Linked DNA regions of Homo sapiens: regions 2 and 3 are each linked to region 1. A link is a loop called in an ENCODE intact Hi-C map of the cell type or tissue named here. Cell type or tissue: mammary epithelial cell. All regions are shown on one strand. Each heading gives the region's core, and the rest is flanking DNA. Links, peaks and the distances in the headings are about the cores only. Region 1 has its middle 33 kb from the start of ERVFRD-1. Region 2 holds the start of LOC105374928 (a long non-coding RNA gene). Region 3 overlaps TMEM170B (transmembrane protein 170B).

Evidence for each region. Hi-C counts contacts between places; a loop is a spot of excess contacts. Peaks named below come from ENCODE experiments on the same cell type or tissue, not always from the same donor. Only the 100,000 strongest peaks of a DNase experiment are listed, where the experiment ranks them.
Region 2: it touches region 1 in a loop (11-fold over the local background); 2 of 110 quality-filtered maps call a loop at or near these places.
Region 3: a loop joins it to region 1, with 16 times the contacts of the local background. A loop is called at or near these places in 59 of 110 quality-filtered maps.

Annotation. Positions count from the first base shown.
Region 1 is chr6:11,139,304-11,149,779 of GRCh38, forward strand. No RefSeq gene overlaps it. Among named protein-coding and RNA genes, the nearest start is that of ERVFRD-1, 33 kb to the left of the region's middle. RefSeq lists an enhancer at 5,122-5,171. In mammary epithelial cell, for the core only: a CTCF peak has its summit at 5,240 (motif pointing right); DNase peaks (open chromatin) are centred at 4,608, 5,258 and 7,018; H3K27ac peaks cover 2,299 bases.
Region 2 is chr6:11,410,781-11,421,256 of GRCh38, forward strand. LOC105374928 (a long non-coding RNA gene) reads left to right here and starts at 6,583. Exons shown (of 5, transcript NR_187824.1): 1 at 6,583-6,799. LOC105374929 (a long non-coding RNA gene) reads left to right here and starts at 6,839. Exons shown (of 3, transcript XR_926485.3): 1 at 6,839-7,036. In mammary epithelial cell, for the core only: no CTCF peak of the experiment used is centred there; DNase peaks (open chromatin) are centred at 4,021 and 5,521; H3K27ac peaks cover 2,160 bases.
Region 3 is chr6:11,569,035-11,579,510 of GRCh38, forward strand. TMEM170B (transmembrane protein 170B) reads left to right here. Exons shown (of 3, transcript NM_001100829.3): 3 at 6,397-10,476. The coding sequence ends at 6,527. Among named protein-coding and RNA genes, the nearest start is that of TMEM170B, 37 kb to the left of the region's middle. In mammary epithelial cell, for the core only: a CTCF peak has its summit at 6,688 (motif pointing left); a DNase peak (open chromatin) is centred at 6,677.

The sequences.
Region 1 (10,476 bases), core at 2,279-7,278:
TCATTAGAGATTGCTGGAGATTGGCCCTGGAATTTGGGCTGCGTCATGAGAGAAGTTGGATCAGTAAGGCACTGGTAAACTGGATGAAAGGAAAGGGATAGGGAATTGAAGATAAAATGAATGTGACGTGTATGATAAGTTTGGGATGGAAATTAGGTGAAGTAGTTCTGAGTGATGACACTAAATACAGCCATAGAAAAGGGGAATCTGAGAACAGTGACTCATTTTAAGCATATGATGTGAGCCTCAGAATGGCCACTAATATTTTCCACATGATGGCTACAGTTGGAATGGAGAAGGTAACTATGACTTGGGGGCCATGTCAGGGACTTGGAAGACTTATCTTAAGGTCTGTTATGTCTGGTGGCTCTTAAAAGGAGGAGGGAACTTCCTGAAAATGGAAGAGGAATGTTCTGGGGGAGCTTCGAGAATGCTCTTTCCTCATCCTGGCCTCCCACCCCCTGGGCATCTCTACAAGTGCATTAGTTTATCTTGTGTAAGTAATTCAGCTGGATTGTAAGAATGATGCTGTTTACAAAGAACTTTGTGGGGGTTAGAGGAGGAAGGAGGGAAGGACAGCAAAAGCTTCACTAAGAATCTTGAAGAAAGGAGTTGGAGTTTTCCAAGTAGAGGATGAGGATTCTAGATAAAAGAATGTGCACAGGCAGTGTCATGGGAAGGTGCCTTGCTTGGAGAACTATAGATAGTTGGTCATTCCTGAAATAGAGAATGCACGTGTCCGGGGGTGGGGGTGGGGGTCCACTGTTTTGACAATAGAGATGTACAGTCTAGGTCACAAAAAGACTTTGTGTGCAGTGGCAAAGGCTTTGAAGTTCATGTCATATGGGACAGAGACTACTAAACTATTTTAAACAGAGAGCACTGATTTGCTTATTTAACATATGTTGAGTAGTCGACTAATCTTCCAGGCATCTGCACTAGTTGCTCGTGCTAACTGCAAGGAGGAGGACTGGTTGGAGGCACGATGGAAACAGGATGTCTCTTAACTGGTCCAAGCAAGAAAACAAAACTAATGGCAGACTGGAAAGGAGCAATGACCATGGGAAATTTGAGGATATGAAAAATCAATAGGACTTGAGATTAGATTGTGAAGGAGAAGGAGAAATGAAGGATGATTTCAACATTTAGCAGTTGATAACATGGGGGGATGCATACAGCAAGAGAAGTAGGTTTGGGATTGGGCATAGGGAGGTGGAAGATAGGAGTCCAGTTTTGGGCATACCATATTTGAATTTCAGGTGCTTATATGATATTACGTAGACAGAAATAACCAGTTGTACAAATAGTATGAGGGACATGGATTGAAAACACAGACTCAGTGTTATCACTATGTGTATGCATTTGAAGCTGTATGCAAAAATAGGATTCCCCAGGGTAGGGGGGTGGAATAAGAAGAGACCCAAGGTGACACTGCTGTGGTTTGAATGTTTTTGTTCCCTCCAAAAATTCATGTGTTGGAAACTTTATGCAATAGGGTTGGGAGGTGGGGCCTAATGGGAGGTGTTCAGGTCATGAGGGCCCTGATCTCATGAATGGATTAATGTCACTATAAAAAAGGCTTTCAGGCATGGGATCCCTTTTTTTTATTTTTTGAGATGGAGTCTCACTCTGTCTCCCAGGCTGGAGAGCAGTGGCACGATCTTGGCTCACTGCAACCTCTGCCTCCCGGGTTCAAGCGATTCTCCTGCCTCGGCCTCCCGAGTAACTGGGATTACAGGTGCCCTCCACCATGCCCCGCTAATTTTTGTATTTTTAGTAGAGACAGGGTTTCACCACATTGGCCAGGCTGGTCTCGAACTCCTGACCTCAGGTGATCCGCAGGTGTGGGCTCTCTTTTCTTCCATATGAGGACACAGTGTTCTTCCTCTGCGGAGGATATAGCAAGGAGATGCCATCTTGGAACCAGAGACCGAACCTGCCAGCACCTTGATCTTGGACTTCTCAGCCTCCAGAATTGTGAGAAATAAATTTCTGTCCTTTATAAATCACCCAGTCTCAGGTATTCTGTTATAGCAGCACAAAAAGAACTAAGGCTGTTAACAGTGTGGATATTTGTCCCCGCTAAACCTCATGTTGACATTTGATTCCCAGTGTTGGTGGTGGGGCCTAGCAGGAAGTGTTTGGATCATAGGGGAAGATCCCTCACGAAAGGCTTGGTGCCATTCTCTCAGTAGCGAGTGAGTTCTTGCTGTATTAGTTCCCAAGAGAGCTAGTTGTTAAATAAAGCCTGGCAGTTCCTCCCCAACCCCTGCTTCCTCTTCTCCATGCAATCCTGCACATGCAGGCTCCCCTTCACCTTCTGCCATGAATGGAAGCAGCCTGAGTTCCTCACCAGATGTCCAGTCTTCCAGCCAGTCAAGTCAAGAGCCAAATAAACCTTTTTTTAAAAAGAAAGAAAAAAAAAAAAAGAGGCTGGGGGCAGTGGCTCACGCCTGTAATCCCAGCACTTTGGGAGGCCAAGGTGGGCAGATCACGAGGTCAAGAGATGGAGACCATCCTGGCCAACGTGGTGAAACCCTGTCTCCACTAAAAATACAAAAATCAGCTGGGCGTGGTGGTGCACACCTGTAGTCCCAGCTACTTGGGAGGCTGAGGCAGGAGAATCACTTGAACCTGGGAGGTGGAGGTTGCAGTGAGCCGAGATTGCGCCACTGCTCTCCAGCCTGGCGACAGAGCGAGACTCCGTCTCAAAAAAAAAAAAAAACAAGAAAGAAAGAAATTACCCAGTCTCAGGCATTCCTTTATAGCAATACAAAACAGACTGAGACTCAGGCCTCTAAAGAACATTGGTATTTCTCAAAGAGGTTGGTAAAAATTTCTTAAAGAGACTGGTGAAAGAAGTTCATTAAGGACTCTGAGAAGGACTGGTAAGAGAACTGGAATATACATGAAGGATAGTAAGGTGCTAGAAGCAAAATAAAGAAAAAACTTGAAGAGCAAGTGTTCAACTGACATATATTGTAGAGTGATGTTGCTTGGATCCGACTTTCGAAGAAATTGTGCCAACAGGAGGCTATTGCAGTAGTTTATGCAAAAGATGACATGAGTCTGCAAGGCTGGTGGTAGTGGGGACAAATTGAAGAGATACTGATGGGAGTCAATTTGACAGGTTTTGATAATTGGTTAGATACAGGAAGTGAAAGACAAGGATTAGTCAATGGTGAATCACTGCTGGACACTGGGGTGGAATGTATTTGAGGGGACAGTTTGGGCATAATCCCAGGTGCGCGTAAGACCAGTGGAAATGGCCAATCCAGATCTTAGGATCTCAGTCAGAAGAACTGAGATCCCATCCAAATGCTATAACTTGACAGTTGGAAATTTATTTAACCTCCCTGTTTCCTGGTCTGCTAAATGGGAATGATAATATCTATCTCATAGGATTAATTTTTAAAATACCCATCAAGCATATTAATATATAGTAAGAAATCAGTAACTTCACTGTCCCCCTCCCTTCTCCTTATTCATCTTTTTAAGTGTAGAAACCTTCTTCTTCTTCTTCTTCCTCTTCCTCTTCCTCCTCCTCCTCCTCTTCTTCTTCTTCATCTTCTCCCTCTCCTTCTTTCTTCTTCTTCTTCTTCTTTTTTTTTTTTTTTTGAGACAGTCTCGCTCTTTTGTTCAGGCTGGAGTACGGTGGCATAATCTCAGCTGACTGCAACCTCCGCCTCCCGGGTTCAAGCAATTCTCCTGCCTCAGCCTCCCAAATAGCTGGGACTACAGGCTGCACCACCACGCCCAGCTAATATTTGTATTTTTAGTAGAGATGGGGTTTTACCATGTTGGCCAGGCTGGTCTTGAAATCCTGACCTCAGGTGATCCACCCACCTTGGCCTCCCGAAGTGCCGGGATTACAGGCAGGAGCCACTGTGCCTGGCTCCATATTTCTATCTCTTGAGCCAACTGCCTTCTCAGTCAGTTAAACACTGGTTAAACTCAGCATCTGCAAGGTCAAGCTTATGACTTTCTCCAAACCTGGTGTTCCTCCAGTGTCCCTATCCAGTGGCTTAAGTCGTCAGCCTGGGTATCATTCTTGATACTCTCTGATGTCCTATATCCAGCACATCATCAGGTCTTGTTGATTTTTCTTCTGAAGTAGCTCTTGAAACCATATACTTTCTTCCATTTTCTTATTACTGTCTGTAGGCCAGGTAATGTAGTGGTCATAAAATTAGACATAAATTGTGGTCTGTGAAATTAGACTTCTGTATGCCTCTTTTTTCATCTGTAAAATGGGTATTAATAGTAGTACCTATCTCATAGGGCTTTTGTAAGGCTTAAATGAGTCAATACACAAAGCATCTAGAAGTGTGCCCAGCATATATCGGTTATTCCCTACCATGATAATGCTCACTTGGGCCACTGCAGTAGTGGCTGTTTCAAATCACTACAGCCCATCTTTAGTATTTTCTCTTATCGTTACCGAGAATGAGCTTTTCACAACTCAAATTTGTCTTCTTGCTTAGAACATGTGAATAGGTTCCCATTGCTCCTAGAAAAAAGGTAGAAAAGCTTCGACATGCCGGTGACATGCTGCACGGCTTCATTTGCTGCCTCGTCATCCTCTTACTCTACATGCTCATGGCCACATGAGTCATCGTTCAGTTGCGCAAACATGCTGTCCTCACTCAGACATCCCCACCCTACTCACTGGATCCTTCCACTGGCCGTGCCCCTCACTCACAAACTTGCCTTCTCTCTCCTTATCTTCCAGTCCTTCTTTCAATTTCAGCACACAAATCACTTTCTCAGGGAAGTGTTCTTTGAACACAGCCCCCTTTCCAGACAAAGAGTTTGTCTGGAAAGACAAACTGTCACAGAGAAGTCTTCCTTTCCCTCAGTGGCCTGATCCCAGACAAGAATTGAACATTTGTTGGTGGATTTTTTTAAATTAAGTGCCACCATTCCCACTATGTTGAATTAATTAAACAATATTTCAATATAAAGTAGAACTTATATCAAAATAACATTTTAGCCTGCAATCTTTTTATTGGAATCTGAGAGTGTAAAATATAAAAGATGCCTTATTCCTGCCTAATGAGAATCTCCTGAAAGTGGCGATTTTCTTTAATCAGCAAACACAAAAGTGTATGTTAATGAGATACATATTTTTCAAGCCCCCTAATTCTGCATCTTCTGTGTCCATTTCACTCCTTCATCTCTTCTGCAAAGGTCAAAGGATCCTGTCCAGTGCTGCTGGAACAGCAGCTTGTGACCACGAGGTGGCGACAGTTTTCAAGAGTTGGCAGGTGAGGACGCCTTCTATTCCGGTCTGGTCAGGGGTGTGCTCCTTTAGAAGGGTGTCACTGGATGGAAATTTGTTTGGTAATTATGTGGCACCCTGTTTTGTGTCATAGGCATTTTACCTAGCCTTCTTTACCTAAAGCGGCTGGGGCGAGCATAGAAGCTGTTGATCAAACTGGAGCACTTGAGAGTGAATGGGAGGAGAGTGGACTATACATCATTGGGCCAGGACAACAGATACAAACCAGGATTGTTCTGGCCACACAGGGGCATCTTTTTTCTCCCTCTAAAGCCAAGTCAGGGGACAATATTTACAGTCTCTCTGACACCTACTGATGAAGGCTTGAAGTTGGAGAGAAAAGGAGCGCTCCCAAATAGCATTTGAATTTTATCTCCCTGTGTAGAACTCCAGAAAGCAAATCATTTCAGAAAATGAGTGAGGAGAGGATGATTGATTCAAAGGCTCACATATTTATTTGTTGGAGTCAGAGAAACCCTACCTTTGGTGAGATGTTTTGAAAATAATAAAGTTTATTTTTTTTTTTTAATTTTGTTTTGAGACGGAGTCTTGTTCTGTGCCCAGGCTGGAGTACAGTGGTGTGATCCTGGCTCACTGCAACCTCCACCTCCCAGGTTCAAGTGATTCTCCTGCCCCAGCCTCCAGAGTAGCTGGGACTATAGGCATGAGCCACCACTCCTGGCTAATTTTTGTATTTTTAGTAGAGATGAGGTTTCACCATATTGGCCAGGCTGGTCTCGAACTCCTGACCTCAGGTGATCTGCCTGCCTCGGCCTTGCAAAGTGCTGGGATTACAGGCGTGAGCCACTGTGCCCGGCCTAAAATAGTAAAGCTTTGTGTTGAAGTACCTCTCATTTGCAAACTCCTTTCGCGTATACTGCCTTCATTGAACTTCACAGCTCTGTGAGGGGTAAGGAAGGAAGGAAAAGTCTTATCCTTACTTCACGGGTAAAGAAATTGAAGTGCAATTTCTTGGCCATGGATGTGATAAGTGCAAACCCTGGGCTTCTGCCTTGTTGCTTAGAGAAGGGGAGATACTTAAAGCATTCAAATCACTGTATGTCATTCAGCACAAAGGAAAATGAACGCATATTCAAATGCAAACACAAGATGAAACCCTAATTTATATGAGCATACCTGGCTGGATAAACTAATGAGAGAGTATTGGTGTAGCACTGGCTTTCCCTCACTCCATACGGACTCAACAGGTTTGGGCTCACTGGGGTTCTAAATCTGGATTGTCCAGCAAGGAGGACTTGCACAGGGTTTGGAGGAAAGGTGCATTTAACAAGAGCAAGTGGCCTGTGAGCAATGTGGTTGGATTCCCAGGGGTTAATAGTAGAAACCTGCACCCCGTGTCCACATAGTCTGGAAGGTGGTAGGTCTCTAATGAGGGTGGCTTGCGGATACTCGGTATCTGAATGCTAAGCTCTGGCTTTGGAAACTGTAGCCATGTTTTCTGTGGCCACCTTGGACCCAGGGAGTGATGCTTTGAGCAGTAAGGTGGACCCCATAGGGCCGGATGACGAGCATCTCAGTGACAGCGCTGACAACCTGAAGAGCGCAGGCTGTTGCTAAGTTTTCTGGATTGTGGAGGACCCTTCAGGCTCTTAGGGAGAGGGAGATATGTTGCCAGTAATGACTTACATTGAATGTCTCACTAACCCTGGTAAGTAGACTCAGAGTCACATTTAATTTGATTGAGAAACAAAACAAACCCAAATACATAACAAATCTTGCACTGAGTGTTGTCAGGTTAACTCATACTCATTAGTGATTACATGTAAAAACAAGTCCTCTGCTCCTGTCCAGACCAAAAAATGAAACACAGAAAGAAGCCCAGGGCCCCGGCCTGTTTTCTAGGCTGGTTCCTTCCTAGCCCACACCATCCATCCATCAGTCCTGCCCCATGCTGCTGCAAATGCCAGTCACCTTGCCTGGTGACCTCTCACCTTTAACTCAAGGGCCACCTCTTCCATGCAGCCTTCCCTGGTCCCCTGTATCCTGTGGCTTTCCATTGGCACCTCCAGGAGATCTCTCACTTGTCCCTCCTTCTAGGCAAGTGTTCTCAGCATGCAGAATCACCTGGGTGCTTGCTAAGTGCAGATTCTTGGCCCTTTCTTATTGAAATCCACTGAATGAGAATCTCGGGAGGTCTGGACTAAGAAGCTGTATTTTTAATATGTGTCCCTGCAGGTGATTACTATCCTCTCTGTACCCCTTGTGCTGGCTTGAATAGTGTCCTTCCAAAATTCACATCTACCTGGAACCTGTGACTGTGACCTTATTTGGAAATGGGGTCTTTGCAGATGTAATCACATTAAGAAGAGGTTATACTGGATTAGGGTGGGCCCTAATCCAATGACTAGTGTCCTTATAAGAACAGGGAAATTCAGAGCCCCAGAGTGGCAACACCATGTAAGGACAGAGACATTGACAAACCGTGGAAGGCCACAGACTGCCCACGCATTGATTTCAGACTTCTGGCCTCCAGACAGTGAGAGCATAAGATTCTGTTTTTTGTTTTGTTTTTTTGCGATGGAGTTTCACTCTTGTTGCCTAGGCTGGAGTGCAATGGCGCGATCTCAGCTCACTGCAACCTCCGCCTCCCAGGTTCAAGCGATTCTCCTGCCTCAGCCTCCTAAGTAGCTGGGATTACAGGCATGTGCCACCATGTCCGGCTAATTTTTTTGTATTTTTAGTAGAGACGGGGTTTCTCCATGTTGGTCAGGCTGGTCTTGAACTCCTGACCTCAGGCGATCTGCCTGCCTCAGCCTCCCAAAGTGCTGGGATTACAGGTGTGAGCCACTGCGCCTGGCCAAGATTCTGTTGTTCTAAGCTGCCAAGTGTGTGGTACTTCGCTACTGCAGTCCTAGGTAACAAATACTACCCTGCACCTCTCTCTTCCTATCTTCTTTTGTCTTAAGTTATCCTTATTTCACCTTCTCCTCTACAGGAAGTTAGATTTCTTATTTAAATTATTTTCATGTTGTAGTGGACCTATGTCAATTTTTTGGGGTGGTTCAGTGGACGATCGCTTGAGGAAACGCGTGTGTCTACCCACCTCATGTGTCTTGGGAGGCCAAGCCCATCTCTCTCAGTAAAGGAAAATTAGGCTGAGGTGGGTGGATCACAAGGTCAGGTGTTCAAGACCAGCCTGACCAACATGGTGAAACCCCATCTCTACTAAAAATACAAAAAAAAAAAAAAAAAAAAAAAAGCCGGGCATTGTGGCATGCGCCTGTAATCCCAGCTACTTGGAATTGCTTGAACCCGGGAGGCGGAAGCTGCAGTGAGCCAAGAGTGTGCCACTGCACTCCAGCCTGGGCGACAGAGTGAGACTTTGTCTCAAAAAAAAAAAAAAAGACATAAAATTCCAGACCTTGGTTTCCTTCCCTGCACTGCAGCGATGGTGCAAGCACATCACCTTGTCCCTACAGCCATATGTTCCCACCCGTGCTTGAGGGGGTAGCAGCTCATAGCCCCAGGAGGCTGCCTGACAGAGACATTGCTCCGGATCTGCAGTGGCAGTTGCAGTGGCTTGAGTTGCCCACCCCGAGGGGTTCTAGGGTGGCGTGTGTGCTGATGTGGTGTGGGCCATGCAGGAGGTGAGGGCTGTCGTGTCATCACCAGGCCAGCTCCGCACCCTGACCGTGGTATTGGTCCTACTAGTGCTTCCTTTGACTATATTCCTACTGATCCTGTGAGATATCCAATATTCTCTCTCTCTTTTTTTTTGAGACAGGGTCTCACTCTGTTGCCCAGTGCTGGAGAGCAGTGGTGTGATCTCTGCTCGCTGCAACCTCTGCCTCCCAGGCTTGACTGATCCTCCCAAACAGCCTCCTGAGTAGGTGGGACTATAAGCATGCACAACCATGCCCAGCTAGTTTTTATATTTTTAGTAGAGAGGGGGTTTCACCATGTTGCCCAGGCTGGGCTCAAGTGATCCGCCAGCCTCAGCCTCCCAAAGTGCTGGTATTACAGGCATGAACCACCATGCCTGGCCCAATATTCTTTCTAATAAACCTCTTTCCTGCTTAAATCAGCCCCAGTGAGTTTCTGTTGCCTGCATCTAAAAAGCCTGATTGTCACTGGTAGGCCTTTCTTTCTTTCTCTCTTTTCTTTCTTTCCTTTTTTCTTTTACTTTTTTTCCCTTTCTCGTTCTTTTTTCTCCCTTCCTTTCTTCCTTCCTTCTTTCTCTTTTCTTTCTTTCTTTCAACAAAGTTGCTCATTCAACAAAATCTGAAGACAGACAATAATGTTCGCTCCTCAACACCAGGACCTCAGGAGGTAGTAAACGTTTCATCCTATCCACCTTTCTTGTGATTGGGGTTGAATACTTTTGTTCACCTTAATTTTAACTAAGTAATTACTATTAGTCATTAATTAGTCATCATTATCATTTTTGTTGCATATTTAAGAGTTGAAGCTTCTTGAGCTATACCGACATGTTTCCCGGTTTCTTTGCTCTCCATTGTTTTTGTTTTGTTTTGAGACAGAGTTTCGCTCTTGTTGCCCAAGCTAGAGTGCAATGCGCAATCTCGGCTCACTGCAACCTCTGCCTCCCGGGTTCAAGTAATTCTCTTGCCTCAGCCTCACAAGTATCTGGGATTACAGGCACCCACCACCACGCCCAGGTAATTTTTTGTATTTAATAGAGATGGGGTTTCACCATGTTGGTCAGGCTGGTCACTATGTTGCCCAGAGTGACCTCAAGCAATCCTGGCCTCAAGCAATCCATCCGCCTCAGCCTCCCAAAGTGCTGGGCTTACAGGCGTGAGCCACCGCGCCCAGCAGATTCTTTATAGAGTCAAATATTCTATTGGTATTTATTAAACAGCTCCTGGATTTGTAGTCTTGATTAAGAAAATCTCTGCCACCCTTACAGTGAATTCATACTTGTTTAGATTTTCTTGTAGGATTTTAATCTCACTTTCATATTTAAGTATCTAATCTATTTTGGGTTTATTTTTATATGATGTAAGATAGTGACCTGGGTTTATATTCTTTCACATCCACATATGGCAGATGCCTGGAATGTTTATTTTAGACAGGGGATGATTTTCCCCTTATCCTAGTCCCTGCACAGATGGCCACCTTTCTTCTGTTTCCTGGGCCAGTGTGAAGACATTTCTAGTCCACCTTTCATAAACAAGGCTCAGGGATTCATGCCAGGGCTTGGTACATTTTCTTTG
Region 2 (10,476 bases), core at 3,578-8,577, 270 kb after region 1:
ATGTGTGGTGAGAGGCTCCTAGGAAGTTGGAGGCTCAGCCTAAAGTGGCCCACTTAGAAAAAAAAATTGTGAAGCATATTTGAAGTTTATTGTGTTTTATCTTAAAAGATCATGTACATCCTATTTCTGAATAGATCTGGCAGGATTTTCTTAATAAAGTGTTTTATTATTATTCACTGATGTCCCGGGAAGATAGGCCAGCCTCAGCCTTTAGATTTAATTATTTCCTGGTAGCTACTTACATAAACTCTGAGTAACAATGAAAGTCCATGCCTGGAACCTATTTTCTACTCTGAGTCTTCTCACTTGCCCACTCACTGCCAGCTTCACAGAGGCACAGTCTGAGCACCAGCTCTCTGCAGAAGTGAAATACAGTGGAACGTGGGGATGAGAAGAGGAGAGCAGCAAGAGTAGTTTCACTGGGTTAACTGATCTGTATCAACGTCCTGGGCTGGAGAGAATCAAGTAATGGCATGATGAGCCTTAGCATCTTAGCTGCTCACATATCACATTATTCACATCCACTTGGCTATATGAATTTTCTTTATAAAATAATATGAGAGGCCAGGCATGGTGGCTCATGCCAGTAATCCTAGCACTTTGTGAGGCCAAGGCGGGCAGATTGCCTGAGCTCAGGAGTTCGAGACCAGCCTGGGCAACGTGGTGAAACCCTGTCTCTACTAAAATACAAAAAAAATTAGCCGGGCATGGTGGTGGGCACCTGTAGTCCCAGCTACTCGGGAGGCTGAGGCAAGACAATTGCTTGAAACTGGGAGGTGGAAGTTGCAGTGAGCCGAGATTGAGCCACTGCACTTCAGCCTGGGCAACAGAGCAAGACTCTGGTCTCCAAAAAAAAAAGAATATGAGATATAAAATCCACATCATATTGCCTGAAAGAAAATCGCAACACACATTAATTAGATTCTTGGCAAAAGACTGAAAAAAATGTCCCAGAACTGTTGAAGCAAGTTATTTTTAGACAACTTTACTCTAAAATATGTTGGTTCCTCTGAATGAGTTCACAGCGTATACTGCATACCCCTTTGGTCTGATCCTCTTGAACAAAAACACCTCCATTTTTCCTTTTTATTACATAATAAAATAAAATGAGCAGTCTCCCAGCGCCATCCCAGAAGTACTCCTCCACTGAATGCTCTTTTTTTGTTGGCTTCTATCTACACATTTGCCTTCCTGTGAACCCTTTGCCCTACTTTTGTAACCTAAAGACATTAATAGAAACTTAAGTTCTTTCCACCATTCATTTTGTTTTTTGGTTGTCCCCATTTTTAACTCATGAGGTCACTCTGTGTTTCATCAGATTTCCTACACTGCAGCCTTCTGCTATTTTTCTACTAGAACAGCCGAGGACTAACACTTTATATGGCATTGCAAGGGAAGAAGGATTAAGCCATTGGTAGTTGCAGAGATCTGACTTGGTGATAAGAGATCTGCCAGTGATTAGAGACCCCACCTAGTTGGTCTTAAAATGGAATTAGTCCAGATGGTGCCAATGGGAATTAAGGGACTGCATGGTCCCAGAGCAAACACAATACCTGTCTTTTGGATGCTCTTAATCTCAGGGGCAAAGGAGGGAAATGGGGCTTTCAGAGGCTGAGCCACACATTCCCCCGTGATTATAGTGGTAAATACTTGTGATTTAAAGTGACTGTTTATCAGATACTAGAAATGTCTTTTAAATCCTTAAAGGAGTATAAAGGTCTGTTTGAGAGTCACGTGTTATGGAAATTAACAGGAGTTTTAAAGTCATTTATACATATTTCTGAGACTGCATCTACAAAGGTTTTCAATAATCTTCATTAAATATATATCTTTGGGACGAAACACAAGATTCATCTAGAAAACATGACTTGCGGATAAATATGTTTTCTTTGTGTACCTTTTTTGCTTACAGAACCTCTTCTATGTATAGCTGGACAAATTTCAGGCGCTATATGCAAATAGGCATACCAAGAGTGCTTACTTCTTTGTTTCCAGTTTCCTAGAATTTGGCATCAGAGTTAAAGTAGATTCTTGGTAAATGTACTGTTTTTAGGTACTAGGAAAATCAGAGGCTGTCTGTACTCACAAGGTTTTTCCCCTTAAATTTGTCCTTATCAACTTGTCTGATGACAGGAGGGGCATGGTGGCTCATGCCTGTAATCCCAGCATTTTGGGAGGCTGAAAAGGGAGGATTACTTGAGTCCAGGAGTTTGAGAACAGCCTGGGCATCATAGCAAGACTCTATTCTACCAAAAAATAATTTTTAAAAATTGTCTGATAACAGATCAATGTCCAGTCTTCAGCTTTAAGCTCAAATCTTTGGTGAAATGCACATAATCTGACTGAAATATTTTTTTGTATTGTTATTCATTATACTTTAATGTAAATGAACATTCTCAGAGACTTTGACAAGGAGTGGAGAGGAAAGCTCAGGGGACTGAGTTGCTGTGGGTGATAATGAGGAAAGCATCTCTGAGAGTGAAAATGAATACATCCTGACAGCTTAGTTCAACAGTTATTCATGGGGTGGCCTTGCTCTCGTTCATGAAACTAGTGCATTTCCTTCAAAGGGGAGGAGCTTCCAAACTTTAACATGCTATGTGTGCAAATAGGAATGGAATATATAGTGTCATGGAATCTAAGTCCAGCTGCCATTTTTGGAGGCTCCCTCTTGTGGGCATGCACCCATCTATGTCAATGTGGGCAAATCAAACTTGCCGCCATTAAGAAGTCTTAGACGCGTGCATATAATGCACGTTCTTCATGGTCAACTTTCTTACTGCTGGATGACAGAATTGACTTTTGAGGCTGAATGATGCCAAAATTTCTTGTCACATTACAGAGTTTGCATGTAGTTTTCCTTTCTTTCGATATCTTTGGTTTTGGTGTCAGGTAATACTGGTCTTATAGAAGAAAGCCTCTCATCTTTTATTTTTTGGAAAAGTTTACGAAGGGTTGGCATTCTTCTTTAAATGTTTGGTAGAATTCACCAGTGAAGCCACTTGCACCTGGGCTTTTCATTGTGAAAAGTTTTTGTTGTTGTTGTTAATTTTTATTACTATATGTGTAAGGAAAAAGAAAGATTAGTGGTTGCCTAGTGACCTCTAGGTAGTGACTAATTGCCTAGTGATTTCTAGGAGAAGCTCAGGGTTTCTTTTTGGGGTGATGAACATATTCTATAATTAGATTGTGGTAAGGTTGTGTAATTATGTGAATATACTAAAAATCACTGAATTGTTCACTTTAAATGAGCGAACTAGTATGTGAATTATATTTTTGTGAAGTCATTTAAAAAACAGGTATTGATTCTTTTCATCCTCTCTACTGCTTCTCTTGTTTCTATATTATTAATTTCTGCTTTCTTAAAACTTCTTTAGATTGCTCTTTCTTAAACTTAATTATATTTACTTTATTAATTAATTTAATTAAAATTACATGTTTACCTTTAAGAAGCACTTACAGCTAACATTTTTATAGGTAGTACTTTTATTCTGTTGTAAATATTTTTTAATTCTGTCATAAATGTCTATGTCCCTAAAATCATAGGCTTAAAATACGTAGGTATTTGAATATTTTGCAACATTTACTGTGATTTCCCTTTTTGTCCTCATGAGTTACCTAAGAAGACATGTCAAAAGTTTTCCAGATATGTTTGTGTTTCCTATCTCTTAGTGAATTTCAATTTTTGTTACCATGTGTACTTATCTTTACTCTTACTAATGCATTATGTCTGAAATTCTATTTTGTCTAATACTGATATTGTTACACAAAATTTCTTTGCTTATGTTAAAATAAAAACTTTAGACTAATTAAATTTGGCAGACTTTATTTGAGCAAAGAAAGATTCATGAATCAGGAAGCATTCAAGCCAGAAGGGGTTCAGAGAGCTCTGCCTAGCAATGCAAGCAGCAAGCTTTTACAGGCTGAACACAGAAGCAAAGTAGAGAAATCACCTGATTGGTTACAGGTAAACTTCAACTTTATTTGAACCTGGTGTGATGTGGCACTTTCCTGTTTGGGCATGGCATAATGAGTTGGCTGCCTGTGATTGGCTGAAACTCAGCTATTTGTTGAACTCCTAAATTAAGTTTCAGTTTGTTTACGCACTAAGTTAGGTTGCAGTTTGTTATGTAGGAATTCAAAGAATCAACACAGCCTCAGGCTAATGGCCTTCTACTTATTTAACAATTATTAATTGCAAGTTTTCACTTTTCCCATTACTTTCAATCTTTCTGTCTGATTGTGCTGGAGATTTTTAGTGTTTCTTATAGACATCAACTAGCTAGCTTACAAAGCTCTATCTGTTAGTTTCTGTCATTTATCAGATGCATTTAATTCATTTTCACTGTCATAATCACTGATATATTTGCATTTATTTCTACTACCCTATTTTCCTTTTACTATCCATTTTTATTGGATTTAAAAAATGTATTTCCATGCCTTCTTTTGGATAAAGCTGTTTTTTAATAATATCCTTCATGAATATTACCCCCCACTGTTGGCTTGGAAGCATTTCTATCATTTTAAGGTATTTCAATTACCATCTCTAATCTTCAACTATAATATTTTTCCTAACATCTAAATTTATTGAGAAAATTCCTGAATGTTACAAAACCCCTGGGTATATTTAACTACCTATTAAATAACTACCTCCTAGAGATTTTAAAGATTTCCCAAAATTGCTAAACTAGCTTTTAAAATTGTCAACATTAAATTAATAAACCGACAATTTGTTAATATTGTGTTTACCACTCTTTCTTGTATCCTATGTGCCTTCCCTCTGGGTCGACTTTTCTTTTTGCTTAAATATATCCTTTAATATTTGTGCTCATGAGCATCAATTAATGGTAAACTCTCTAGGCTCTTTAAGAGTCTAAAGGTCTAAAGTTGCCTTTGTCTTTTTTTTTTTTTTTTTTTTTTGAGATGGAGTCTCACTCTGTTGCCCAGGCTGGAGTGCACTGCTGTGGTCTCGGTTCACTGCAACCTCTGCCTCCCAAGTTCAAGCGATGCTCCTGCCTCAGCCTCCTGCGTAGATGGGACTACAGGCACGTGCCACCACCCCCAGCTCATTTTTTGTATTTTTAGTAGACACAGGTTTCCTCCGTATTAGCCAGTACGGTCTCAATCTCCCAACCTTATGATCCACCCCACCTCAGCATCCCAAACTGATGGGATTACAGGTGTGAGCCACCCCACCTGGCCTATTTCTTCTCATTTTTTAAATCATAGTTGGGGAATAAAACTTTAGTCTGAGTTAATTTTACTGAACATTTTGAGCATGATTCTTTCCTGAAATCCTCTGGTGACTGAAATCAGTGGGTTCTTGGTCTCCCTAACTTAAAGGGTAAAGCCGCAAACCCTTGCAGTGAGTGTTACAGTTCTTAAAGGTTGTGGGTCTGGAGTTTGTTCCTTCAGCTGTTCAGACAGGTTCAGGGTTTTTTCCTTCTGGTGGGTTCGTGGTCTTGCTGGCTTCAAGAGTTAAACTGCATACCTTCCTGATGAGTGTTATAGCTCTTAAGGTGATGTGTCTGGAGTTGTTCATTACCCTTTCACGGTCTTGCTGGCTTCAAGAGTGAAACTACAGACCTTTGCAGTGACTGTTACAGCTCACAAGAGCAGTGCAATGCTGACCCAAAGAATCAACAACATCAAGATTTATTTTAAAGAACCAAAAAACAAAGCTTACACAGAGTACAAGCACACCCAACCAAATTGCCACTGCCGGGCTGGAGCAGCCTGCTTTTATTCCCTTCTTTGGCCCCACCCACATCCTGCTGATTGGCCCATTTTACAGAGAGCTGATTGGTCTGTTTTGACAGGGTGCTGATTGGTGCATTTACAATCCCTGAGCTAGACACAGAGTGCTGATTGGTGCGTTTACAATCCTTTAGCTAAACACAAAAGTTCTCCAAGTCCCTACTAGATTAGCTAGACACAGAGCATTGATTGGTGCATTTACGAACATTGAGCTAGACACAGAGTGCTGATTGGTGCATTTACAATCCGTTAGGTAGACACAAAAGTTCTCCAAGTCTCCACCAGATTAGCTAGACACAGAGTGCTGATTGGTGCATATACAATCCTCCAGCTAGACATGAAAGTTTTTCAAGTCAGGACTTGACTCAAGAGCCCAACTGGCTTTGCCTAGGCTCCACCTAGTGGATCCCTTGGCCGGGTCACGGGCGCAGCTGCCTACCACTGCCGCACCGCACCTGCGCTTCTCAGCCCTTGGGCGGTCAGTGGGACCCGGCGCCACGGAGCAGGGGGCGGTGCCCGTTGCGGAGGCTCGGGCCGCGCGGGAGCCCACCATGGGGGGGGCTCGGGAATGGCGGGCTGCAGGCCCCGAGCCCTGCCCCTCTGGGAGGCGGCTGAAACCCGGTGAGAATTCGAGCGTGGCGCGGGTGGGCCAGCAGTGTTTGGGGACCCGGAGCACTCTCCACAGCTGCTGGTCCAGGTGCTAAGTCCCTCACTGCCCAGCACCTGCAGCGCCGACCGGCCGCTCTTGAGTGCGGGGCCTGCAGAGCCCACGCCCACCCGGAACTCGCGCTGGCCCGTGAGCGCCGTGCCGCAGCCCCGGTTCCCGCCCGCGCCTCTCCCTCCACACTTCGCCGCAAGCAGAGGGAGCCGGCTCCGGCCTCAGCTGGCCCAGAGAGGGGCTCCCTCAGTGCAGTGGCGAGCTGAAGGGCTCCTCAAGGGCGGCTGGAGTGGACGCTGAGGCCGAGGAGACGCCAAGAGCAAACGAGGGCTGCTAGTACATTGTCACCTCTCACTGGTAACTACAGTTGCTGTCAGTTTAACTGTAAGTCCTTTGTAAGTAACCTGTCTTTTTATGTCTAGTAGCTTTGAAGGGTTTCCCTCTCTATTTGTTTTCAATGATTTCTAGTTTCACTACATATATTATCTTGTACAATTACCATCTATACCTCTGGGTGCTTGGACTTTGCTCTGAAGACTCGTCTTCACCTCTGGAAAAGCATCAGCAAATACCTCTTCAAATATTGCCTTTCTACCTTTTTGGAAATTCTGTTAGCCGTGTGTAAGTCAGATCTTTCGTTTATCCTCCAAGTCCTTTATTTTGTTATTTTTTTCTCTTTGTCTCTGTGATGCGTTCCAGTGAAATCCTCAGTAGTATCTTGTAGTGCCCTTGTACTTTCTATACAATCTCTCTACCAAGATTTTTTCCAATAAATTTGTTTTTTTGTGTTTAAATTTTTTACATTTTTTAGATCTACCTGTTTTGCTTAATTTATTCTTATTTTTGTTTGCCAATTTTATATCTTATTTTCAGTGGATATTATTTAACTTCTCTTTTATTACCTTAAATGTGCCTATTTAAAAGCCTTTGTCAGACTATTCTTGTACTTTAGTCAAAGGCGGCTTCTTCTTGGTGATTTATATTGGCTTTGCATAGCATTTCTTTATCTTGGTACTATGGTTTCTAGGCTCATTTTAAGAAACAGTTAAGCCTTTTTGGTTTTTGTTTTTCTTCTCTCCTACTCTTTCCTCTCTAGTTTTGTGATAGCCTCCACCTAGCTTCCTGGGGCTCCTTAACCAAAACATGTCTTATGTTGCAGATTTGAACTTCATATAATTTAAGGATTATGACCTCAAAGATTATGATATCAAAGACTAAGGCTTATGGCCAATTTGGTCATAGAACCAGCAGTCAGTTTCAGATCCTGGAAATGAGGCTGTTTTATTTCCTACCAAGGAGGCAATATTCCCAGGAAACAATTAGCAGAAACTTCCCAAGACTTTTCTGTTTCCTTGTTTAAATTAGGGGGATTTCTATCCCAATCTCTGGCTTGATTCCTGTTGCCATTTTATGTAGAGTAATTTTAATTACCATTACTTCAGATGAGCCAAATTCCCAGATGTCTTTGCTTGCTTCCTGCCCCAGAAGTAGGCCCAGAGATTTGTGTATACACTACTGACTGCCTTGTTTTCCGGTCCAGGTGCCTGGTGTGGTTCATAGAAATTTTTGTCTTGCTTTAAACCTGCTTATATCATTTTACTTATTCGTATTTTCCTGTCATTGTTCTTGTTTGAAGCAGAGTTGGGTATATAAGGCATGTACTTACTAATATAATCTTGATGCCTCCTTAGATGAGTCTTCTGTAAATATAACATACAAATTCCTTTAAAATTCCTTGGGGCCAACTGAATTAAACACTTTCTTTGTTGAGATGTTAGCAAGATGGTGGAATAAGACTTTGCAATACTTGTCCCCAAATAGAAACTTCAATCTGAATAACTATCCACGCACAAAAATACCTTCACAAAAGCTAAGAAAACCAGGTGACAGATAACAGCACCTATTCTGTGTGTAGCACAGAAATAAGAAAAGACTCGTTGAAGAGAGTAGGAAGGACAGTTTTACATTACCTGCATCATCCATCCCCCAACACCAGGCAACACAGCATAGAGAGAAATACCCTCTGCTTGAAGAAAGGAGAGGGGAGTGAGCACTGGACTTTGTCTTGAACCCCAACACCAGGCCTACACCAGTAAAACCCAGTACTGGGCAGGTCCGACAGCCCCAGACTTTAAGCTGGTACCTGAGGATGGAGTCTCCATTCCTGCCTCAATACCAGCAAGATCCTGCAGCCTCAAGCTCCAGGCTGTTCGGTGAACTTGATCCTTGGCCCTGCTCTACCACCAGGCTTACTCTAACAGTCGCAGGCTCTAGATTGGTCCCAGTGTCAGTGGCCCCAGTGGCCCCAAGGTTTGGGTCTGCCCCAGAGCCAGGCCAGCCCTCATAGACTGAGTCTCCAGGCCTTCCCTAGAACCAGGACTCGCCAGTCCCATAGTCCCAGGTTTCAGGCCCACTCAACACCAGGCCAGCTTGAGGTTCCAGGTTAGCTCAGAGCCACGTTGGTCCACACAGCTCCAGGCTTCAAGCCCACCTCAACACCAGATTGACACGTCTGGCCCCAAGTGCCAGGCCAGCACCCATGGACACAGGTTCCAGGCTTGCCCAGTGTCAGGCTGGTCTCTGAAACTCCACCCTCTAGGCTGGCCTATGCAGCTCCATACTCCATCAGACACAGGGTCCAGACTCATTCAGTAAACCTCAGTGCTGGCTGGTTCCCACAACCTCAGACTCCAGACCAGATCCTGTGGCTCCAGGCACAGGCCAATAACTGCAATTCCAGGCTCTATACCTGCCCCAGCACATGGCCAGCCAGCTCCAGGCTCCAAGCTGGTCCCCTGGGTCTGCTCCAGCAAACCCAGGTTCCAGGATACACTACAGATCCAGGCTCCAAAACAGCTCCCATAGGCCCAGGATCCAGGTTTGTTCACATGGACTGAGGCTCCAGTCTTGCCCCAGCACTAGGCCAGACCCTGTGGACTCAGGTTCTAGTGGTCTCAGGCACCAGGCTCATCCCAGCACTTGGATGGCCCCTCCATACTCAGGCTCAAGGTCTACCCCAGTGCCAGGTCAGCCACAGGGGACCCAGGCTTCAAGTCAGGACCCCACAGATACAGGCTGCAGGCCCACCCTTGCAGATCCAGGCTACAAGTACATCCTCTCAGACTCAGTCAACAGGTATATTACATTGGCTACAGGCTCCAGACCTAACCTGGACCCAGGCATTAGGCCCACCTACCTGCTGATCCAGGTACCAGGCCAGCTTGCCCAAGGATTCCAAAAGCAAGCCTACCTGTGGACCATGACAGATGGCATTCCTAGAATCTCTGAGGGGACTGACTGGTGAAGGGATTTCCCAGACAAAGCCAGTCTGCAAAGAATAAGTAGGAGATAACCTACTTCTCCAAATGCACAGACACCAATGTACAACCACAAGGATCAAAAACAATCAGGGAAATGTCACCACCTAAAGAACTAAGTAAAGCACCAGTAACCAACCTTAAAGAAATGGAGATGTATGAAATGGGTGACAAAGAATTCCAAATAATGGTCTTAAGGAAGTTTAACAGACTTCAAGAAAACAGAACAAAAATCAGGAGAACAATAAATGACCAACATAAGAGATTAAAATCATTTAAAAAATATCAAACATAGATTCTTTAGTTGAAAAAAGAATGAAATTAAAAATGCAAAAAAAAAAGTCAACAGCAGAATTGATCAAGCAGAAGAAAGACTCAGAATTGATCAAGCAAAATCAAAGACAGATTACTTTAAAATACACAGAGGATAAAATGCAATGAAAAGGAATGAAGAAAGCTTATGAGATTTTTGGGACAGCATCAAAAGAGCAAATATTTAAGTTTTAGGAGTTCAAGAAGGAGAAAAGACAAAGGGGTAGAAAGTTTATTTAAAGCAAAGTTTATAGCAGAAAACTTTCCAAACCTGGAGAAAAAGGTAAATATCCAAGTATGGGAAGGTCAAAAGTTCTCTAATTCAATTCTACCTAAACAAGACTACAGCAAAACATAATAAAATTGTCAAAAATCAAAGACAGGATCCTGAAAGCAGCAAGAGAAAAAAAAAAAATCACATAGGGCATTTCA
Region 3 (10,476 bases), core at 3,627-8,626, 430 kb after region 1:
TTTGCATTTCTGTGATTATTAGTGAATTTGAGCATCTCTTCTTATGTTTATTATATATTTAGGTTTTCTTTTTTACAGATTGCTTCTTTAAATTCTGTGGTTTTCTTTTGGTATTCTTGTTTCCTTTTTATTAGGTTACAGATATTTTTATATATTAGAGATATTGACCTCTTGTTGGTTTTGGACTTTGCAAATAATTTATCTCAGTCTTTTATCAGTTACCTTCATCCATGATATCATTTACGGAGCAGAAATCCTTAGTTTCGACATGATCAACTGAAAGGGTTTTTGTCTTATGGTTTATACTTAAAGATTTTATTAAAGAAGTTATCCTCCATTCCATTGCCAAAAGATATTCTGATATATTTTCTTCTATTAATTTTACAGTTTTTCCTTTTGTATTAAGGTCTTTAATTCACCTGTAGCAGGAAGTGGCAAACATTTTTGTAAAGGGCCAAGTAATAAATATTTTAGATTTCGCAGGCTAGTGGTCTCTGTCACATTATTCAGTTCTGCCAAGGTAGTGCAAAAGCAGCCATAGACATATGTAAATGAATGCTCATGGCCTGTTTCAGTAAAACGTTATTTCTATTTACAACAGAGGCATCGGGCATTCAGGCCATAATTTATCCTCCATATAGAGTCTACCTTTGTTTTAGGTATTAGATAGGATTCTATGTGTTTTTTTCCCCCACTGCCATATAGTAAATCAGTTTTTATCATGCCAAACACTAAAAAATTCATCATTTCCTTGTTGATTTGTAGTGCCACCTTTATTGTATATTACATTCTCAAAGTACAGGGATCTGTCTCTGAACTCTATTCTGATTCATTGGTCTTTTTATCTATTCTTGTAGAAAGGTCACTTTTTTTTTTTAATCCCAGTGGTTTTGTGGTATATCTTAATATCTGTCAGGAATAGGTCCCTCTTGTTACTTTCCTTTCTCAAAGTTAACAGCTGTTGATGGGCCTTTATTCTTTCATATAAATTTTAGACTATGTCTACTGGATCGCTCAAAAAGTATGATAATGATTTTTATTAGGATTTAACTGAATATAGAGGATAATTTGGGAAGAATTGCCATATTATATCACCCAAGAACATGTAGTGTAGCTCTATTTATTGAGATCATCTTTTACGTCTTTTATTAGAGTTTAAAAATGCTTTTCTCAATAGGAAGTTTGTATACTTTTTATGAAGTTAATTCCCAAACTCCTGTTATGGCTATTGTGCATGGATATCTTTTGATTACATTGTTTAGTTTTATTGGTGTGGAGAAATACTATTAAGCTTTGTAAGTCAGGTATATGAAAGATTAACAAAAAACTGGTTCTTTGGAGAGATAAGATGAATAGACTGCTGGCAAACTAAGAAAAAAGGGTTAAGGCAGAAGAGTAAAATACAGAGCATAATAGAAGAAATACTAAATCTCAATAATAAAGATAGAGAATTATAAAAATAAAATAGTTTTATGAACAGCTATACCTAAATATAAAATGTCAAAATTTGACATAAGGGGAAATAGAACATATGAATAGGAAAATAATTATTTTTGCCAATTGCAATATTAAAAACCCTTCTTCCAAAAAACTCCAGGCCCAAAGGGGTTTACAGGAGAATTCTACCAAACTTTCAAGAACAACTAGTTCATATTTGATCCAAGTTACTGCAGAAAATAGAAAGAATAAAAGCTGTGCACAGCTTGTTTGCAGAGGTCAGTGTAATCTTGTTGCTAAACAAGATGAGGGCTACACCAGAACCTTAGGAATTGCTATTCTTGGAATGCAAAGATAATTCAGTATCAGAAATGAGTGCAGCTGTATTTCAAGAAAACATTATTGATGGACACTAAAATCAGAATTTCATATAATTTTCATGTATCATGAAATGTTAATCTCTGGATTTTAAAAAATCACTTTAAAAATGTGAAAACTATTCTTAGCCTGCATGCTGTACAAAATAGGTGGGTGGGCCAGATTTGTGGATTGTAGTTTGCCAACCTCGATCTAACTATGCAAACTGATAGAATCAACACATTATCAAAACTAATTCTTGCCTTAACCTTGTTCTATTTTTTTTTCTGTTTTTCCACCCATAGCTCTTTGTGCCTCTTCACCCTTAACCTTTATCATATGCTTGCTTTTTTTTTTTTTTCTTTTTCCATTTTAGAGATAGAGTCTGGCTCTGCTGCCCAGGCTGGAATGCAGTGACACACTCATACCTTACTGTACCCTTGAACTTCTGAGCTCCAGTGATCCTCCCAACTCAGCCTCCTGAGTCGCTAGGACCACAGGCTATCATTTGCTTTCTGTCAGGAAATACACAGGGCAGATCACATCACTTTTCATTGGAATGCTCATCTGCAGGCACTTGATGTTGTGTATCAGTGTTTTCTGTCTGCTGATGACTCTCCTGTTCCCCTTCGTTCTTGTAGTTTTGTATATTTTACTCACCTTCAGATCATCTTGGCAGTATTGCTTTCTCCACTTCATTTGGGATCTTTCCTTATTTCTAATTGATCATGTTTGCCACTGTTGACAGTGGCAGATCCGCATGCGTTATTTATTTCAAGAACCCTATCCCACTTCTCTGCATGCCTGCATATATTAGCCTCATAAATCACCAAGAAAATAAAGATCTTAATGTACTCTTTCAACTAGCTGTTGTTCAGCAAGACACCCTAAGGAGAGTGAAAACTAAAGAACAAACTGGGGTAAGATATTTGTTAAAATAATATATAACTTCATATAATTGTAAAAAGATTAATATCTAGACTATATATTTTTTAAAAACCCTGTGACTCAAGTTATAAAAAGACAACCCGGTAGAAAAGTGAATAAAGGACTTAAGCATTTCATAGAAGTAGAAACCCTAATGGCTAATAATATGTGAAGAGAAACTCAATCACATTAATTGCCAAGGATTTGTAAATTAATCAGATAGATAATATCTCTTACCCACTAGATTGGCAAAAAAAATTAAAAAACAAAAAAGGATGTCACCTGCCTCTGAGGATATGGAGTAACTGAAATACACATTGGTACAGCTAATTTAGAAAAATAATTTGGCACTATCTAGTCAAGTTGAAAAGGCCCATACCATAGGGCTGAGCAGTTCTGGTTTTACCCGTGGGTCATGGAGAAACTCTTGACTGCATGTGTGTGCTAGGGGTCGTAGACAAGAACATTCACAGGAGCAGTGTTTGGGATTGTAAAGGACTGAAAACAAAGACATGTTGTTGGCCATAGAATGGATAAATAAATTGTGGTATATTCATACTTGGAATTCTGTATGGCAGTGAAAATGAATAAGTTATAGCTGCATACAAGGAATATAGTTATTTCCTACTATATTCCATAATATATTTATGCCCTGCTATTTTAAATCAAGAGTTTATTTAACTTTTTCATTGTATACCAATATTTTTATTTGATAAATAGGATTGAAAGATATCCTGGCATTTAAAATGAAATATCTTTCATATCCTGACATTTAAGATGAAAGTTTCTTGGAATTTTAGGGGTGTTTTAGGCAAGTTAGGTATAGAAGTTAAGTTAGAGTTTAAAAATTTTATTACGTGAGTAATATATGATTATATTCATTATGTAAAACTCAAAACATTATAGATAGAGCAAAGCCCCTTTTGACCAACACTCTCAAACTAGTGCTCTTCTCAGAAGTAAGCCCTATTTTCAGTTTGGTATGTATCCGCCAGATATTTGTTGATGCATTACATTCATTCATACATATTTACATACATACCGCATACATACACACATACATATGTATGTATGTACTAGTAGAGAATATGTATTGTTTTATGTTTTATTTTCTTTGTTACCTAAATGATATATCTAAGTTATTTTTATTTCAGTTCATACAAATCTATATTTTCCTTTTGAAATTGTATGGGTTCATGGTATGGACTTCATATAGTTTATCTCCAACTGATGGTGGACATTTGTTTTGTTTTTGTTTGATTACAGAAATGCTGTATTGATTGTGTGTGTTTATGCATGTATATATGTGTGTTTATATTCTAAATATTAATCATCAGTTTGTTTTGCATATAGCAAATATTTTTCCAGTCTGTTCATTGATGTGAAACCTTTATGGGTTTTACCCTTTTTTTGTGGTCTTAAGATCTCTTTTCCTAGGATCATAAACATAATTCTCTTACATTTTAAAGTTTAGATGTGTACTTTTGTTTTTAACATTTAGTTATTTAATCCATCTGAAATTTATTTTGGGGAATGGTGTGAAGCAGGGACCTAAATTTATTTTTTTGAAATGGCTACCAGTCATTCCAACACCATTTATTGAATGGTGAATCACTGATTGGAATTATCTTTATCCTTTACTACTATGACGACTACTAGCCAAAATTTGTTGAGTACATACTAGGATCGTCCACTGTTTTAAGCACTTGACAAGTGTCATCTCTTAATCTTCGTGCCCACCTATTTTACAGTGGAGGAAGCAAGGCATGGGAGGCTGTGATTGTCCAGTGTAACACAGTTGCTAAGTAGTGGAGCTTGGATTTTAATCCAGGAGCCTGGCTCTACAACCCATGCTCCTCACCTTATGTAAGCATGCAACGTTTGAATTGACACAGTTGTTTGCCATTTCGCAGGCAGCCTGAGCTAGTAATTGCTTCGATTTTCCCCTTGCTGTGGATCATGATTGAAAACTTAGTATCAGAGGGATGGAGGCTAAAATGTGGTTTTTAAAATGGAAGATAGTCATATAAATCTAGGATGAATCCAAAGAGAAAGAGTATTACTCTAGTTTATTTTAACATAATTTCTGATAACAAAGGTGTAGGATACTTAATATTTTTAAAGAATGTCATCTAATCCTAAAATTTGGATATGTGACCAATTATACAAGTGATTTCATTGTTTGGTTAAGTAAATGTTGGTGCTACTAGGAGTTTTGAGATGCTTATTAGCTACTTTATCATTCTCTGAATTCTTCGTTCTCATTTTCACTTAGTATAAATATGAAGTGATAGAATGATTTTGGGATTTATAGCCAGACTAACCTGGATTGAAAAATCCCGGCTCTTGTACTTGCTGTATTTCCTGGGGCTAGTAACTGAACCTCTCTGAACCTCTGTTTTTTTCATCTTTAAATTAGGTGATAATACTGAGGGGGTGGTATGATATTTAAATATGATAATATTTGTAAAGTTCCTGCAAAATACATAGTATATGGTAAGTACACTATTTTAATTTCCTTTTATTTTAAAACATGTATATGAAAGTCCTTGGCTTAGGTTAGTAATTTGCTTTTCCTGTTTACATCTCTTACAGAGCAATACAATAACTTTTATTTGGAAGATTTTGAGTGAAGTACAAATAATTAATCTTTAGCTAATTTTTTTCTAAGTTGACAAGTAAAAATTATATTCTAATTTTCATGAGTAGGTTTCCGTCTTAATTGTAATTGTCAATTCAGTATTTTCAGATAACTTCTCGTCTTTGTCTTATGTTCTTTTATCTAACCATTTTAGGATATATAGACAGTTTTTCTAGAAAAAGAGTTTTCAGGCCATCTCCATCTGTGGGATGGCATATTATAATTTAAATGTTTCCTCCTTTATGGTTCCTAAATGTACTTTTAAAGTTAGCCGCTTAGATACCACATCATTATGGATGGTCTGTGAAGATCAGATGTTGAATCAGATGAGCACTGAGGTTCCTCATACACTGAGATTCTCCCGTTCTCAGAAGTGTACATTACCTAAGGAACCTCACTAGAATAGATGTCAGGTTCATTTTCCATTCTTATTAGACGTCAAGATACTAGTCTCCAAATAACTTAGAGTCGGATGGTTTATTTAAAAAGCAAGAACTATTTTGTATGGTAGATTGTGAGATGGATTAGTCAGGTATTATATTTTACATGATATTTAAGAATTCATATTATTCAGAAAAGATACCTTTAATATTAAAATATTTATTAATAATTTAGAAATTACATTAAATTATGTTATTTTTCTGCATTATCACTTGTAATTATCAGTATGTTATACTGTATGTTTACAAAAATGCTAAAGAGGTCTAGTTAATTGAATGCCCAGGTGAGAGGTTGCAATAATGAATTATTCATTGTTTATGAACATATTTGCTATCAAGTATGCAGCATATACCATAAATATATATCTTTTGGTTGAATAGAAAAGTCTGTTTTTCAAATAAGTGGCTAAGTGTATTATGGTAAGTTGTAACTTTCACCAATCACAGGGAAACTTTTTCATAGAAAGTGGATAAAATGAGAAAAAAATGATGACTTATGTTTTGATGAAATGAAAAGAGCTCTTAAGGTGCAGCATGCAGTGTGTTATAAAACGAGTGACTGTATCCCTTCATTTTTCTCCCGTTTCTCCTTAGGTGCAGCAGTAGCGGGCATTTACAGAGTAGCTGGGAAGAACATGGCCCCTTTGGAAGCGCTGGTATGGGGCGTTGGACAGACTGTACTGACATTAATCATCTCCTTTTCAAGGATCCTCGCTACACTTTGAGGTTTCTGTGGGAATGTCTTACTTCACATAAGGAAACAGATGTACAGATTCCCTGAAAACGGCATTGTTAACAAGTGGAAATGAAATTGTGCAAGAATGTGGACTGAGCAGGTCAAAGCATAAGGAAGACCTTGAGCTGTGTGGAAGGATTGCCCTCTGGTGTTCAAGTGATTGCACTACCGCACTGCACCTTATGTGCCTCTGTCTCAGGCAAGGTGCATTAAGACACTATGTAAAGTTACAAGAAAAAGCACCTTGTTTAGCTGCCTATCAGGTTAACATTGGTGTTGAAATCATCGTTCCTAACAGTGTTATGTTAAGTTACAGGGACGTTTTGAGGTATTGATATATGTGCCAAACTCTTTTCTTTTTGTTAACATTGATCATGTGACAATTTGCAAGTGTAGATGTAGCTGAGTGCTGTGAACATATTTGACATGAATTCAGGTAATGTACTAAGATTTTTGTTCGGTAACACTAAATCCCGTATGAGTGCTAAATACTGAATTGTTTAATATGAGAGAAATTATTTGGTTTTTAATGTTGCGCGTTTCTGGGATTTAGGGCTTCAATATGTTTAGGTATTATTGTTATTTAATTGATGTGGAAGATAAGTCTTCTTAACTGAAGACTAGCTCAACTGTTTTAAGAACTCAGAGTAGCTCTATAGGGTGCATACTTTTCACCAACTTAAGTAACACCCTTTTAATAGCTTCTCTCATGCATCCATATTCTGTTTATACAAATTCAGAAACTTGAAGGGTCATACACATTGATTGTAGTTTGTGCGTCATAAAAATGTAATTTGAAGATTTTCTTAAAAATTTTTGTAAGAAAAAAGTCTGAAATGCATGTTGCATTCTTTGACCCTTCTAAAGAAAGTTTTTGCCTTGTATCTCATGGACAAAACATCTTTATAACTAGTATCTCAGTGGGATTGTATTACGTGTTGCATATATCTTGATTTTTGACAAAACATAAACAGTCTTTCATTCTGGAGTATTAACTGTTTTTAGAGACTGGCCTAAATTAGGCTCTGGAAATAAAGACCTCATTTGTAGAAATAAGTAACAAGTAAGTTATATAGGAAGAGTAATGAACTATTTTACTTTGGACATGTGGCAACATCATAATTTTGCTAAGTAAAAATTGGGGAATATAGTAGATAATTTTAAAATTTGGCAATTAGTCTCAGCATATCAATGCAGTACTGAGCGTGTATTAGAGTAATTCAGTTGTTCAGTTCTTGATTTATGATATGAAGTTATGATTTAAGTTTAGTAGAAGAATCTGTGAGGGCATATAGCAAAAGTGGAAATGTCCTTTATATAAAACATTTTAAGAGGTTCTGGCAATACGTAATTGTAAGAGTATAGGAAGTAGGGTTGAACTGGTCTCCTAATGAGATTTTTTTTGGCACCAGATACAATTATAATGTGCTAACTCAAAGGAGACATTGCAGAGAATATGAAGTTAAGGATAATCCAAAAATAACCTGGTAGCCTTGCTGTTTAATCCAATTTGCTATAAAAGTAGGCCTTTGTTATATTACATTCAAATTTAAGAACTTTGTTACCCATACCACTTTTTCTCTATCCAGAAGCAGAGTATATCCACAACTTACCAATGAGAAGTTGGAGAGGCAGTACTTTTCTCAGTATGGAAGCCAATTTGGGAGATTTACTAACACTGGCTTGGAAATTTGTTTTAAAAAAATAATAAGCAACTATGCATGGATCTTTGAAGTAAATCTTAAAATTGATTATTTTTATTATGTACAGGCCTGAAATTGTTTTCATGTGTTCTTTATATTCCTGATGTTTTTACAAATTAAATTTAGGCATAACTTTTCCAAGTCAATCTGATTTTTTCTTTTCTGCCAGACTTGAATTGTGTTCTTCTTTTACTTTGGCTATTCTGTCAATAATTTAAAGCATTCGTATTCTTCCAGAGGAATTACCAATAGCATGTGGAAATTGTTTCAGATCTCCAGAATGAATACTTATTTTAACATATGTTTATTTTATGATTTAAGAAAGTTATGGTAAAGTAATATGGAGCATGATTCATAATCCAAAATTAACAAGAAAATAACTTGGATACATTAAATGTACTAATGTGTGGACCAAAGAGATTTAAACTATTGTTTTTACTCTAGAATGAAAGTATAATTGAACGGTTAATAATTAGTTTGTAGAGTGTCCTGCAGTTATTATCAAGTTGCTTTACATTATCAATTGTGTGTGTATGTGTATACTTTTAATTTTAGGGGTTATTTTTGGTTTCTTTGCTGTTTTCAGTTATTTCCATTGAGATTTTGTGCAACTGTCTCTCTTTTGATGTTTTGAGATGCAGTTGAATAGTTTGAGTTTGTGAATTGTCTTAATAGCTATTTATATGCTGAAATTTTTAAAAAGTTAGTAGCTTTCCTATAGACACAAGAAATGTTTAATGATATATATACACACACGTATATATCATTATATAGGTATATAGAGAGCTGCTATATATGAATACAGTCTACTTGGAAAGCTTTTTTTCAGTGAACACTTTCATGTTCTAGTGGAAAATTTGTTCAGTGTAATGATCTTTTAAATAGGTTTGAGGATGTTTGAAAATTTTGAATTTTGGGAAAATTTTCTTCACTTAATAGAGCTGGAGACCCTTGTTTGGGACATGACAAAAGTCCTTATTGATGTATTTGGGTTATATACTTTGTTAAAATTCGTATGTGATTTAGCAGTACATTTTCTTCGTGACAAATGCAAGAAGGGAGGGAGGATCCTCTATAGTGGACACTCCTTTATTTAAAAAATGTTTAATAAAATATTGTTTATAGTGAAATCAGCTCCCCAAAGAAGGAACTCCTACATGCCCAAACTAATTACAGTTGAACATACTGATTAAAAATGCCATAGATCACAGCTAGTCAGGAGGCCTCAAATAAACTGCAAATAATGCTTAAAACTTTAAAAGAAGGAGAACCAGCAGTCTTCCGAACCATGGGACAGTTCCAAGGTAATAGCCTACCTTGCCTAGGATAAGTGAAGTCCTAAATGATGGCTATCTTCAGGGCCTGGAGCAGAATTATTCTTTAGATCTTAATGTTTACCAAACAGTGTTACAGTTTGTTACCCAATATACTTTCTTAGTATTTGCAGCATACATTTCACTGCTCAAAAAAGTATAAGGGTTTTGTTTGTACTTTAAATGAGAGAAATAAAGAAATGAGTTGGCCTGTATATCTTGTATTTGTGATATGAGCAACGGGATAATTTGAAATCACAGAATGTTGTGGGAAAGGTCTTTAAAGAACCTCTAATGAAGAAAATGTGGCTGCCACATTGATGTACCTAGGCTGCCACTCATACAGCAAATAATTCTATTTTGTAAACACTTCGTGTGGATCCACTATGTAAAGTGCTCTACCAAGTATTTTCTCTAGTAAGAAGTACAAGAATTACCAAGATGGAATTCTTTACCTTGAGTACACCAAGAGCTAGCAAGATGATTTTTAAATCCTAAAAAGTTTGGGACAACATTTTGCTTCCTGATTTTAGTTGAGAGTTAGCCTGTTATCCCTCCAAATTCTCATTTTCCTGGTTCATCCACTAAATAGAATTTCCATAACTGAGATATCATGGCTGTGACATAGTGAAGAGAATACGAGACTCCAAGCCAGCAACACAGATTGAATTAAGACTCTGTCACTTGTCAACTTTTTGACCTTGAGCAAATCACTTAACTTCTCTGAGCCTCAGTTCATACTCCGTAAAATGTGACTAATACCTCATGTAGTTATTGTGAGGATTACGTGAGATTGTTTATGAATGGCAAAGCAGTATGTATTTCACAGTAAATGATCAACTGATAGTCTCTAGAATTTTTTTAAATTACATTTTGCAATTGCATTACCAATTGAATATGTTGTTTTGTAAAATTCATCAAT